2 separate regions of the Mus musculus genome follow, and region 2 is linked to region 1. The links are chromatin contacts, found by Hi-C or POLR2A ChIA-PET in ENCODE. All regions are on one chromosome and are shown on one strand. The core of a region is the stretch at or near the end of the contact, and the rest is flanking DNA. Distances in the headings are between cores, read along the strand shown. Region 1 holds the start of Il1rl2 (interleukin 1 receptor-like 2). Region 2 has its middle 51 kb from the start of Il1rl2.

Evidence for each region. A loop is a pair of places that touch in the nucleus more often than their neighbours do. ChIA-PET counts read pairs that join two places held with the same protein, here RNA polymerase II (POLR2A).
Region 2: a loop to region 1 is called in a map of heart, with 2.0 times the contacts of the local background. The contact joins the enhancer-like site here to the promoter of Il1rl2 in region 1. A Hi-C loop is called at or near these places in 1 of 37 maps with a recorded cell type or tissue (heart). POLR2A ChIA-PET finds 5 or more read pairs at or near these places in 1 of 5 experiments (Patski).

What each region holds. Positions count from the first base shown.
Region 1 is chr1:40,320,888-40,327,077 of GRCm38, forward strand. Il1rl2 (interleukin 1 receptor-like 2) reads left to right here and starts at 3,702. Exons shown (of 11, transcript NM_001356478.1): 1 at 3,702-3,862; 2 at 5,602-5,671. The coding sequence starts at 5,608.
Region 2 is chr1:40,372,055-40,378,244 of GRCm38, forward strand. No RefSeq gene overlaps it. Among named protein-coding and RNA genes, the nearest start is that of Il1rl2, 51 kb to the left of the region's middle. Within about 2 kb of position 3,370, at least 1 of the 3 ENCODE cell types and tissues checked has a DNase peak (open chromatin) inside an H3K27ac peak, as active enhancers do.

The DNA.
Region 1 (6,190 bases), core at 2,452-4,951:
CACACGTGTACACACACACACCACTATATGCCCTCACATATACATATACCCCTATATGCACACACACCCCTATATGCCCACAAATATCCTATATGCACACATACACCTATGTGCACACACATACCCCTATCTACACACACACATTCACATCCATACACATACAAAAACTTAGCACAAACCTTTGTCCATGCTGCTCTACTTGAAGAATGCTCTGTAAGTTGCTATTAAGGCTGCCAAATGGATAGCTTTTCTGTTTCTCTTGGCCCTCTGGATTTTCTTTCCCCTAGTTTTTAGATAGGCAGAACCAAGCCACCCTTTCCAAAGTCACTTGCTCCTCTCCCTGATAGTTTGCTTGGTGTGGTTACAGAAGGACAGTAGCTCTTCCGGTTCTTGGCTGACTACATTCCACAGAGACTGTGCGGCTCTCTCACACACAGGGTTGCAGTGTTGGGCACACACCTAGAAATCACTGTGAGTGTGAGAGTCAAAACCGATGTCCTTTGAAATGAATGCTTCTTTATTAGTTAAGTATTAATGTTTAAAAGCTTTACTTACAAGTACCTGGGCTATGGGACTGCCTTTGCTCCCGATTCATGCCAACCTTCATTAATGGCCAAGTGTGCTGAGACAGGAGCCAGGTCCTCTAACTCCCAGATAACTAGTTACCCTTTCTAACCATCTTCTTTCTGCAGATGACATTGGAGAGGAATAAATGCAAGTCCTTTTATTTTTGATAAGGACATATGTCCGAGTTAAGTTTGAAAAGGTAGCCCCAGGAGCATCAAGAGTAGATAAGGATTTAGGGTGTTAATGTACAAGCAGAATGAGTTGCAGCACTGGTTGGCACCAGAACTTGCCAGCAGCTCCAGGGCCCTGTGACTAGGAGCCAGCACCACTTGGAAAGTGTCAGGGCAGATGGCTTCCTGCTTGCCAGGCTGGAAAGACCAGGAGACATCAACTACTGACTACTGGCTGAGTATCCTGAAGATCTGTTTGCACCTCTACCTCTAGTTATATGTTTTGAAGAGAAGTGTCATCGAGGAATCATAACGAGGTTAGATAGATGGACAGCCGTCTGGAAAACTAGCTTCCTCTTTCTATGGACCCAGAGGAACAAGACTCCTGACGGAGGCCACACTGCCAGGCTTCCTTTTTCTAGAAGGGGAAATGATTTGCTAATAGGACTTTAGTTTGTAGTGGGAGCTCTTGGAGGCAGTGGGTTTCTTCAAGCCCAGGCTAAAGGACTCCTGGATGTGTGCACTCGTGGCTGTGACTGTAAAGAATCACACAGTAATCATTAACTTCTGAGGCTCTGTGGTGCTGGTTATCGTACCAGGCGGCACCCCATGTATTTGCCGCTCTACCCAACACATATCCAGATTTTAGGTTCTACCCCAATGTATGGTTTGTGGGTCTCTAAATTTCATGTTAGACAGAAGTTGAGAAAGTGCTGAGATTTATGTCATAACCATATAGGTCAAAACAGAAAGGCCAAAGGGAGTATCTTCCTCTGGTATCTGTGGAGAGGTTGCCTGACTGAGCAACCAAGGCGCACATGCACATAGCCAACACAGATGAACACACATAATTAAACATAGTCAAAGTAAAACTTAAAAAGTAGAAAGAGAGAGCTCTTGCCCCAGACATCTACCTGTTGGCCCTAGAATATGGAGACGGACAGAGCTTCCTCTCCAAATCAGAAATACCTTGTCAGAGCTGGTAATGACCTGGGGCCAGGGCCTTGGGGGGAGCTGTGACCTCAGATCCTGAGATCTCAACTCTTCTGACTGTATGGAGTTATTGGTTATCAGTCTCAAGGCCATTGTATGCATGGCCTATATATAGTATTCTCCAGAAACCCTGTGTTCCTCTCTTGCAACACTGTTTGATTAGCTTCCTGCTGACTTTGTCCCGTTGTCGGGTAGCTTCTTTGGACACCCCCATTTCTCCCCTGGAAGTTGTACATCAAATAATGCTGTACTTTTTAAATAAGCTTGCTTGGCTCAAGCCATAGCTTGTACAAGACCTCCAGATCCCAAACTTTTTTTTTAAATCTTCTCTCTCTTCTATCCTCTTTATCTTCTGATCTCCTGGTTCTCTCTCTCTCTCTCTCTCTCTCTCTCTCTCTCTCTCTCTCCCTCTCTCCCTCTCTCCCTCTCTCTCTCTCTCTCTCTCTCTCTCTCTCCCCTGTTACTGAAGAAGGGCTTGCTGGTCTAGGCCCTAACCCCCACTCTCTGTGTCTCAGGGGAACACAGCAGCCATGAGCTCAGTAGCACACACCGACTTGCCCTGCCTTTGTGTATTATTAGATCTACTCTTTCCCCATGCAACTCCCCCGCCCCCATGCCTTCACCCTGCCATTCCTCTTCAGCTCTATGTGCACCTGGTTTGAAAACCTGTGCTGTTCCCTTAGTGCTTTGCGCTTTAGGCTGTCTTTAGTGGTAAGGGTACCAATTCCGGGGTGAGGAGGAATTAGTGTGAGATTATATTTTTCCTGATTTAAACATTGTAATATCTTTTAATTTTGCCTATAATAATGGCAGCCATTGTATTGTCGTTCCCAGGCCCCATGTGATCTAGCCACACCTACTTCCATACTTCAGTTTACCCAGCTCTCCCCTCTGCTGTGTGGCAATCACTCTCCCTTCATTTCAGTTTTTTTTTTTGGAGTGTCCCAAACTCGGTCCTTCAGAGACTTTGTACTGACGGTTCATTCTGTAGGGATGTAAATGGCTGTTGCAGAAGATCAGACTTTGGTCCCCAGAACCCATATCAGGTAACTCACAAACACCTGTAATTCCAGCTCCAAGGGAGCCGACACCCTCTTCTGGACCCTATGGTCACCTGCAGTCACATGCACATAGCCAGTGCAGATGCACACACATAATTAAACATAGTAAAAATAAAACGTAAAAAGTAGAAAGAGAGAGCTCTTGCCCCAGACATCTACCTGTTGGGCTCCAGGCCACTGCTCAGGAGAAAGGCTGTGCCTTATCATATTCTTTCCACCTGTCTCCTAACTGTATTTCATATCTTATGTGCTTCCTAATAGTTGAATATCTCTTTTAAAAAAATGTTATTTACCAGAAAATCATGGTGGCAAGCTGTTGAAGGGCTCATGTCTCTAAGCTGTCTTCCCAACACTCAGTGTGCCATCGGACACATTCGGATGCCTTTAATATTTGGCAAGAACATGGGGCATCAGAATCCTTCTCTAGAGAATGGTGTCATGGAATAATCAGTCAGAGGTTTGCCAACGCAGACGAGGGCACACCTACCTAATGATCCAGGAGCTTCTCTCAGACGTGTAAGAGACATTGCCAGGATTGTCGCGGCAACATTATGTATAATAATTAGCAAAACGTAAAAAAAATGGGACAACCAAAATGGCTAAGGGAGAGAGACACGTCGGTTGCTCATGCTCACAGGATGGGGCAAGCCTTTATTGAGAAGGACCACACCTCAAATGTTTAAATCCCGCAAGTATAATGCTTTTATTAAAAAGTAAGTTATGTAAGTGCACAGTATAGTAAATTTTATACAGTGACTAGGAAATCTTATGTAAGAATATCTTACATTGCTTAAGGAATTTCCTGCTTCTCCCTCTCTGCTCTCCACCCCCACACACCACTCAGACACACACAAAGGGAGGGGGAGGGGAGAGAATAAGCACCAAGCTGAAGACTGGGAGTTTGGGTTTGGGCGGACAGAGACCGGAAGCTGGGAGATGATGGCTTCTGATGTTTGTTGCTTACGCGACACAGCTTGTTTGGAATTATGTGGCCCTTGACAACTGCGTGGCACACACTTCAAGATACAAAAGTGAGAAGAAGAGGGGGGTCACCAGAGGAGACTGAAGTCAGTAAGTTTCTACCAAAGCTGGGTTTCTTCTGGCCACTCCAAACAAAGCTGAAATTGTCCTTCAGACCTCTGTGAGTACAGTCTCAGTTCCTTCCGTAGTTCTCTGGGAGGTTCTGCGTGCACACACGTGATAGTTTTGTGTTTTTATTTTTAAAACTTCAATCAGTTTTGTCTTAATTTTATATATTACTGGGGTTTGGTGCGCACTAATTGAACCCAGCTTCTTTTCACCGGCTTCATCCACCCACCCCTGTAATCTCTCTTCTACATCTTAGCTTCCTGTTTGTTTAATTTCCGTATAGGTAGGACGTTTCTTCTGTTTCTCATTCCGCTTAACGTCGTGGTTTTTGTTTTTGTTTTCCCTGAAAACTCACTATCCCCATATCTGTTCTGTATCCAGAACTAATGATTGATTCCTCATGCATCAGCAGACTTACTCAACACAGAGATCATCCCAGAATTGTAAGGCAGAGTGCTTCTGCCAAGGGACAGTACTCGGACAGACACGTGTACATCTTAACTTTGTGAACCTGGGACAGCTAGTCAGACTGACGCTGTGGTTGTTTTCAAAGTCTTACAGTTTCTAATCCACAAAGACTCCGAGGGATGCCCACTAAGAAGCTGTTGGTCTGACAGCGTTTGCCGCCACTGCTCTTCTCAGTGCCTAGTGGGGTCTCCAGTGTCTCTGGCGCAGGAAGACAGGTCCGAGCAAGCATTACTTTATGGCAAGTTTAGACTGACTGTATCGGTGCTCAACCTGTCGGGAGTCTGCTTTACCTAAGATCTGGCACGAGGACGGGGCTGGGGTGGGGTTAATGCCTTTTCTCAGAAGCGCTTCCACCTCTGGAATAGTCCATTTTAGGACAGTGCTGGGTGTGTAAGAACCGCTCAGATAGTGTTTGGAAAGGATATAATAATTTTTAGCGATGATCTGGAGCATATTTAAGCCGACATTCCTGATAGATGAACGTGCTGGCCTGGGATCAGGAAAAAAAGACTGAACGATTTTCGAAGGACGGATTATTTCTGTCCTGCTCCACTTGGGGAAGGTGAGTCTGTTCCGCCCGCGGCGGAGAAGCGATGCCCAAGGTGCAGAGTGCGGTGACCAACCAGGATTCGGTCCCCAGAGTGGTTCCCGCTCTGCTCCACGAGACCCAGCGCTCTGAGACCCCATAGGCAGGTGGAGCAAGCCCGGGGCAGCCGGAGCGGAGGGAGTTAGCGATCAATAGTCACTGGGGCGGCTAGAAGACTCCGACCTGGAAAGTGGGCCGGGACTTGGGTCAAACTCTGGGATTCCTGCTCTCCCTTGCCCTTTCCAGGTGGGCCAGCACTTACCGCTCAGCCAGCGAGCACATAGGGTTACAGGGGAGCCCCTCCGACCCATGCGATCCCAGATGCACGCTGGGCGGGTCCACAGTCTGCTCTGGCTGGGGTTCAGTCTCCTGGCCCTGGCTTGATCCAAGTGCCAGCACATCTGGCCCTGTCTCCCAACTCCCCACCAGTCCCCTTCACAGGCCAGTCGGCGTTTACTGGCTTCTGAAGGTCTGGTGTAATGGAGATGGGGAAAGGCTGGCCTTGGAACGGAGGGAGGCCAAGTGGAGGGCTCCCCATGCAGAGGGGAAGGAAGGCCAGTGACCTGAACTGGGACTGACATTCTGGATTCTCTAAAATTGTGTGCGGGAAGGTACCAGCCTCACTGCATCCCTTACTTCTACCATTGTCCTCTCTTTTCCTTTGTAGCCTGAGATGGGGGTTACATCTTTGCTCTTCTGTGGGGTGTTTTTCCTGCTTCTGCTTTTCGTGGCAGCAGGTAAGTTCTGCGGGTCTGTGAGTCCTTGTATCCCAGAGACCTGTTGCCTTGCCAGCAGCATCCTTTGTCATTCATCTCCGTGCCCCTGACTCACCCACTTGCAGGGGCATCAACTAAGCCCCAACCTTGCTAGTCACTCTTTCCACCAGATAATCTGGCAGGCCGGTCAAAAAGGGAGCGGGGAGGGAGGGATAGGAAAAGTTCATTCCCAACTTCTTGGAGGCTCAACCCCCAAATGTCACCTTGGAACTTTGGACTAACAGGTGATACAGAGAAGTCCTCAAACACTCGAGTGGACTCAGTTCCAATGCTTAAACAGATGGGCTACTAGTGTCATCTATTTCATATAAAGGGCTATTTTATGGTCCAAAACTACCAGAGAGTACAAGTTTCTAAGAAAACCCAACTTGGTAGAAATGGGCTTTAAAGGGAAGCTGTCTTTAGAACCAAGCACTGTGGAACGAGGATACATCTGACTGCAAGTATAGGCAGGAAAACGACCAGGTTGGTTCTATGTTG
Region 2 (6,190 bases), core at 2,120-4,619, 51 kb after region 1:
CATCTCTCCATGTCCTCTGTATCAGCTCCTGCTTCCTGACCTGCTTGAGTTCCAGTCCTGACTTCCTTTGGTGATGAACAGCAGTATGGAAGTGTAAGCCGAATAAACCCTTTCCTCCCCAACTTGCTTCTTGGTCATGATGTTTGTTCAGGAATAGAAACCCTGACTAAGACAAGGTTCTTCCTATAAATGTCATCCCATCATCCCGAGATGGGTCAGTGTAGCCAAGTTCAAGCTCAGGAGAGCTCACAGTCATGTGACTCTGGCTGAAGTATATCTTTATAATTGTCAGGTATTGTTATTAATCTCTTACTGCATCAAAAGTTTAAGTTAAGCTGCATCATAGGAACATTCATAGAGTAAATGGATATGTGTGTATGTATGTATGTATGTATGTATGTATGTATGTATGAATATATATGGTTTGTTATTATTCTCAGTTCTAGTCTCCATTGGGGACTCTAGGATGAATTCCTCTTGGATAAGGAGTATTTATCTGCCTAAAATAGGGAGACCATCAGCTACCCCATCAAAAACTATGCTGAATCCCAGGGGAAGGCTGGTGGAAGAGAGCTGAGGATTCTTCACAGCCAAGCTACTGTCAGTCAACTGTGCATGTGAGGCAGCTCTTCAAACCTTTCTGCTACCTGGTGCACATGATTTTAATCCTGCACCTCAGTCAGTGGTGAGAGTGACGCCCTCATGCCCGGTGGCTGGGGATGCAAACTCCTGCATCCATTATGGAAACCAACATGGAAGGCTCCCTCAAACCAATAAAACACCCTAACAAAAACAATGAAGCCCAAGCAGGCCTACCACATGACCCAGGTGTCTCACTCCTGGGTGTACACACCAGGAAATCTCTGTTAGCACACTCGAGACATACTGATACATCTCTGTGGATGCACTGTTTACAGTACCCAAGATACAGAAGCAACTTGAATGTGTGTGAACAGAAGAGGAGGAAAAAAATGTGCTCCGTACACTAAGGGAACTTTGTTCTGCTGTGAAGAATGAAATCATGTCATCTTCAGGGAAAGGATAGAACTGCAGATTCTCATGCTTTGCAGAATAATTCAGACCCAAGGGACACACAGCACATGTTTTCTCTTAAGTGCAGAATTTGTGTTTTAAGAACGTGAGTCATAAAGTGTCAGGGAGGCCTCCAAGGGCCATGGGTGTGTGCTGAACGGAGTAGGAAAAAGAAGATGGGGTAATCTATAATTCTCTTTTACACACAACATATACAACATGAAATCAGAGTAGGAAGCATTCTAGGGGTGACTAGCAGGCAGAGGGAAGGAACAGAAGAGGGTTTCAGATGGTGAATATGAGTGAAGTATAACGATAAACATATATGAAAATGGATGAAACCCAATACTTTGTTTGCTAACCAATAGTTATCTCAACATTTAAAATGTAACAAGATGGTAAAGATGAAGGAGTGGGGGTGGTGAGACAGATCAGAGTGTAGGCTTAGATTTTTCAAAACCTACTTTGATAAGGGTTCTTAAATGCTTTGATCTCCCTTCTAGCCCACCAACCAAAGGAGGGGAGAGATGTTTAATAGAACAAGGCGGGGTGTAGACATGTTTAGAAGTAGTTCTTTGGGGCGATACAATCTTTGTTGTCAGGATCTCAGCAGTCCAGTCCAAAATACCAAACATGAATTGGTAGCAGTAGCTCAATCAGAGAAGCGGCAAGAAGCAGCCGGAATACCAGAGACAAGTTCTTTGGTGCTTTTCTCTCCAGGAAGTCAGCACAAGCAAGGATCATGTAGACCAGGAAAGCCTTGCAAGGGGAACCAATGCGAACTGTCTGCTGGGTTCCACTTTTACTCTTTCCAAACACCCTGTGTCCTCCAAGTGTCGTCTGCCTCAGCAAAGATCCTCTCAGAAGACAGTTTTCAGACATGCATCACATGACACAAGTGAGTCTCCAAAGAAACCAGAAATTTCCACTCCATCAGAGGGTGAAGGTGCTTTTCTGCATGGTGACTGGCATGCAGAAGCTAGGTAGGATGGAAGGAGAGAACCAACTCCACAAAGATGTCTTGCTCCACACACACGCACACACGCACACACACGCACACACACGCACACACACGCACACACACATACACACACACACGCACACTGCTGTGTGTCCAAAGCCACACACACAAACACACACACACACACACGTGCACACCCCCACACACATACACACACACATGTACACACACACACACACACACACACATGTACACACACATGCATACACACATACACACACACACACACACACACACACACACACACACACACACTGCTGTGTGTCCAAAGCCGAAATGGAGGTGTAGCTGAGAGAGGTAAGCAACTCAGAGAGGGGACCTGACAGGAAAGTCTTAGCCCCTCTTACTCTGGAGTGACTAAGTCAGTCACAAAGCCACTTTCTTGTGACCTCTTCACTATGATCTGCCCATGAAAATGGCTTGAGATGACATTGATGTTCACTCCATAGGGGCTCCAGGCAAGTATGGGCTTTCCTTGAAAGATCAACTGGAATTAAAAAAATCTATATTTATGTCTATATCTATGTCTCTCTATAGACATAAAGACATGTCTATATAGACATCTATAGGTGTATAAATATCAGAAATATCTATGTATATCAGATATATGTCTGTCTATATATTATCATATATATCAGATATCTGTATCTTTAAGTATAATGTATATCTGTACCTATATAGATATAGATCAATCTATGTATCAATCAGTTATCTATCTGTCTATCTATCTATCTATCTATCTATCTATCTATCTATCTATCTATCTATACATCTATACATGTAAGCCAAGTGTGATAGTGTAGCCTGTGATCCCTCTGCTCGAGAGGCTGAGGTGGGGGGTTGGGATGGGAGCTAAGGGTGGTTAGGTAATGAAACCCTATCTTGAGAAAGCAAACAACAGACAAACAAAAGATACTTACATAAAACCTCTTGATTAGCCAATGATGCCACCGGGAGACCAGAGTGGGACCTATATGTGAGGGCTCAACCTGAGCTTCTTCTACTCACGTGTGGAACCCTGCAGTGATCCCATGTCACAGCTGACCTTTCCCCAGATCTTGGCCCTGTTTCCCGTTTACAAACTTTCTCCCATTGCGTGCTCTTCTGGCGAGTGGATGCAGGATGTGTTTAAAGATGAAGAAAGTGGAGAGTTCCTTTCTGTTCTTGGCATAACAAATACACAGAGTTGGCTTTGTGTCCTGGCACGGAATACTGCTGGGTGTTGGGACTCAATGGCCAGGGCCTTCTCAACTCAAGTGTAGTTAGTTTTTCTGGGCCATTGAAGGTTGGGACACAGTGTGCACACTCTGAGCCTCACATACCCAGAATGCATCTGGAGACCCTGCTGGTTGCCTTAATGAGAGAACTCCACAGCTCCCTGGTTATCCATGGCAAATTCCTGATTTGGGAAGGGCTCCAGAGTCCTGGGTTTCTCCCCTTCACTGGACACTCAGCTGCTACTTACTGCTGTTGCCTAACCACTCCTGAAAGGGCGGACCATGAGAAACGGAGCCCACCAGTGCCCCGTCGCAGGTTTTAGACTTGGAAGCAGAATTCCCTGCTCTCACCCTGAGATGTGTACAGCTCTGCCTTCAAGCAGCTCAGGAAAGGAGGCTGCATCTCTAGGTCATTCTCTAGGTCAGACTTTAGCAGGGCTTGAAATAGAGTATACACAAGTGAACACGGCACTGGGTTGAATACATCTCGTGTTACTGTCTCGCTTTCCTCTTGTATGCTGTTTCCAGCTGCAGGGTGAAGCTGTGTTTGGGGCTTCAACACACAGTTTGTCTTGCTCCCTGCCACCACCCCCATAGCCCAAATCCTCTGGCTGGACAGGGAAGTGGGAACATCATATGGGCTTTGATCCTTGGAGTATGCTGGAGACCTGGGACTGGGTGGTGTTCCCCCCCCCATATTTCCTTAGTGAAAAATTAAACTATAATTGTGAAAATGACATGTATCCCCTCAATAAGAATCTGTCCTCACATTTGAAAACAAAACAAATGTTCATGATTGGCCCCCATGTGAAAAATCACAATTTTTGTCTATTTAGCCAGAACTGATTTCTAATCCAACCAGTTTGGATAGTGAGGTCATTTTCACCTGGTCTTTACTATAGTGTCAGGGGTGCCATCTCAACAGCTTGGTAAGACCTGTAGACCTGCAGAAATCTAAGGCAGACTAGCAGGAGGCAGCCAGGAAGCCAGCTCAGGAACCCCTCACCAGAATTCTTGCAAATGAGCACTGTGCATGGAATAGTTTCAAGGGGCCACAGAGAAGAACCAAACTTATGCAGTTTACAGGAAAATGGAGGCAACCGGAGGTCATGGTGCTCAGGGACAGAATGACAAATGTCATGGACTTTCTCTCATATGGGACCCAGATTTTGCAAAGGGATGTGATGCAGAAAGGCAGAAAGGGGACTCTGTGGGAAGATGAAGGCAGGGAAAAAATGGTCCACACTTCATAATAAGAGTCCCGGGGGGCCCTCACTTCATAATAGACATCTTGGATGCACAGAGTTGTGACACTGAAGCAATACAGCCTCCAACCTTGGAAACTGGAGCATCAGTCCAGAGAAAGGATAAAAAAGACAGCCTGCAGACTGGGTGCAGGACAGTGGTATTTATATTCCCCAGTTCTTCAGGGCGATACAAACTTTCATAATGTCTAGTATTGTTCCCTTTCCCATCCTATTGGCTCAGGACAACAAGTCTCATCAGTTAATATCCTGGCACTTGACTTTCTCTCCTTGTCTGGTTTGAGGAGCCTGTAGCATGCAGCAGACTGCCCGTGACCTAGGCTGAACCCCACAGCGCCCAGCCAAGCAGGCACCAGCTGTCAGGAAGGGAGGGAACATAGGGTCCTAGTGTCCCCCGGCTCATCTGTGGTTCTCTGAGGGACCTCACTGTGAAGATGCACCGGTACAATTTATTTCTTACACAGGGAATCAGCGCAGGGACTGATGTGGTTAACGTTCATAAGATACACATGTCTGAAGGTGTCATGGAGAATTGTGTTATCTTGTATGATTAATACACACTAATAAAAAAATCAGAAAATAGACTGGTATGCAGAGCATGTTTTTCTACCCTGTGAGAGAATTGTTCTTCACACTGACAGGCATGGCTGTGTGTTGCTGTCTGTGAACATGGGGAGCTCTCCGCACTGAAACTCTTACCTTCCGGTGTGGTCCAGGCCCCTTATCTCTCTCCTTTCTTTTTATTTCTCTCATTAAGATTTAACCCCTTCTATCACAGGTGCGGTGGAGCAAGTCCTGCACACTCAGCATGCTCATCACCATGCACTGAGAAATCCTTCACAGGTAAATAGCTAAAAATGGAGTCCCAGAGAAAACTACGCAAATGGTTAAATGCCAGTCTCCTTAAAGGTGCCGAGCGTGCATCCATGGTGAGGAATTTTAGTCAAGTTTCCAAGGTAATTTTCAAAACCAGTTATGTTTTTCCAGAGATATTAATGGCATGTTTTATATGAACATCTGGAATTATGGATCAAAATAACCTCTCTTTTTATGGAATCCAAGAGATGCTAACATAGACTTTTGGGACTAGAGACAGATCTTAGAATCCCAGCATTGGCCTAGCATGTTCAGGTCCTCAGGCTAGATCCCAAGCTGTGAAATTACAAATTCTCTTGGCTAGTATTATCTTTCCCTGTAAAATATGGAATAAATATATCAATATTTTGCTAGAATTAAGCTCTGAATTGGACGAAATCTATAAATGGGAAAGAATCGGTATCTTTAAATTTTAGGATTTCCATTTAATAATGAATGTTGTCTTTCTCACTTATGCCATTCTAGTTTTATTGAGAAATAATTAACGTATTTGCTGTGCATATTTTATGTGCATTTGATAGATGTCAGCTGATATTCAAAAACTGATACATGGCATTTTGAATTATATTTATTTTTAATGGTGCATAGGAAAACAACAGACTTTTGAATCTTTGTACTCGCTGTACTTATAAGCTCCAGTGGGCTTTTAAAATGATTTCTAGAAAATGCAATCTTATAGTAAAGTCCCTGAGAGGCTGACTCTTAAACATTCTTTCTGCCTGGTCTTCACAGTATGTAAAAAGAAGCAAAAAAGACATGAGTTTGAGAGAGAATAAAGA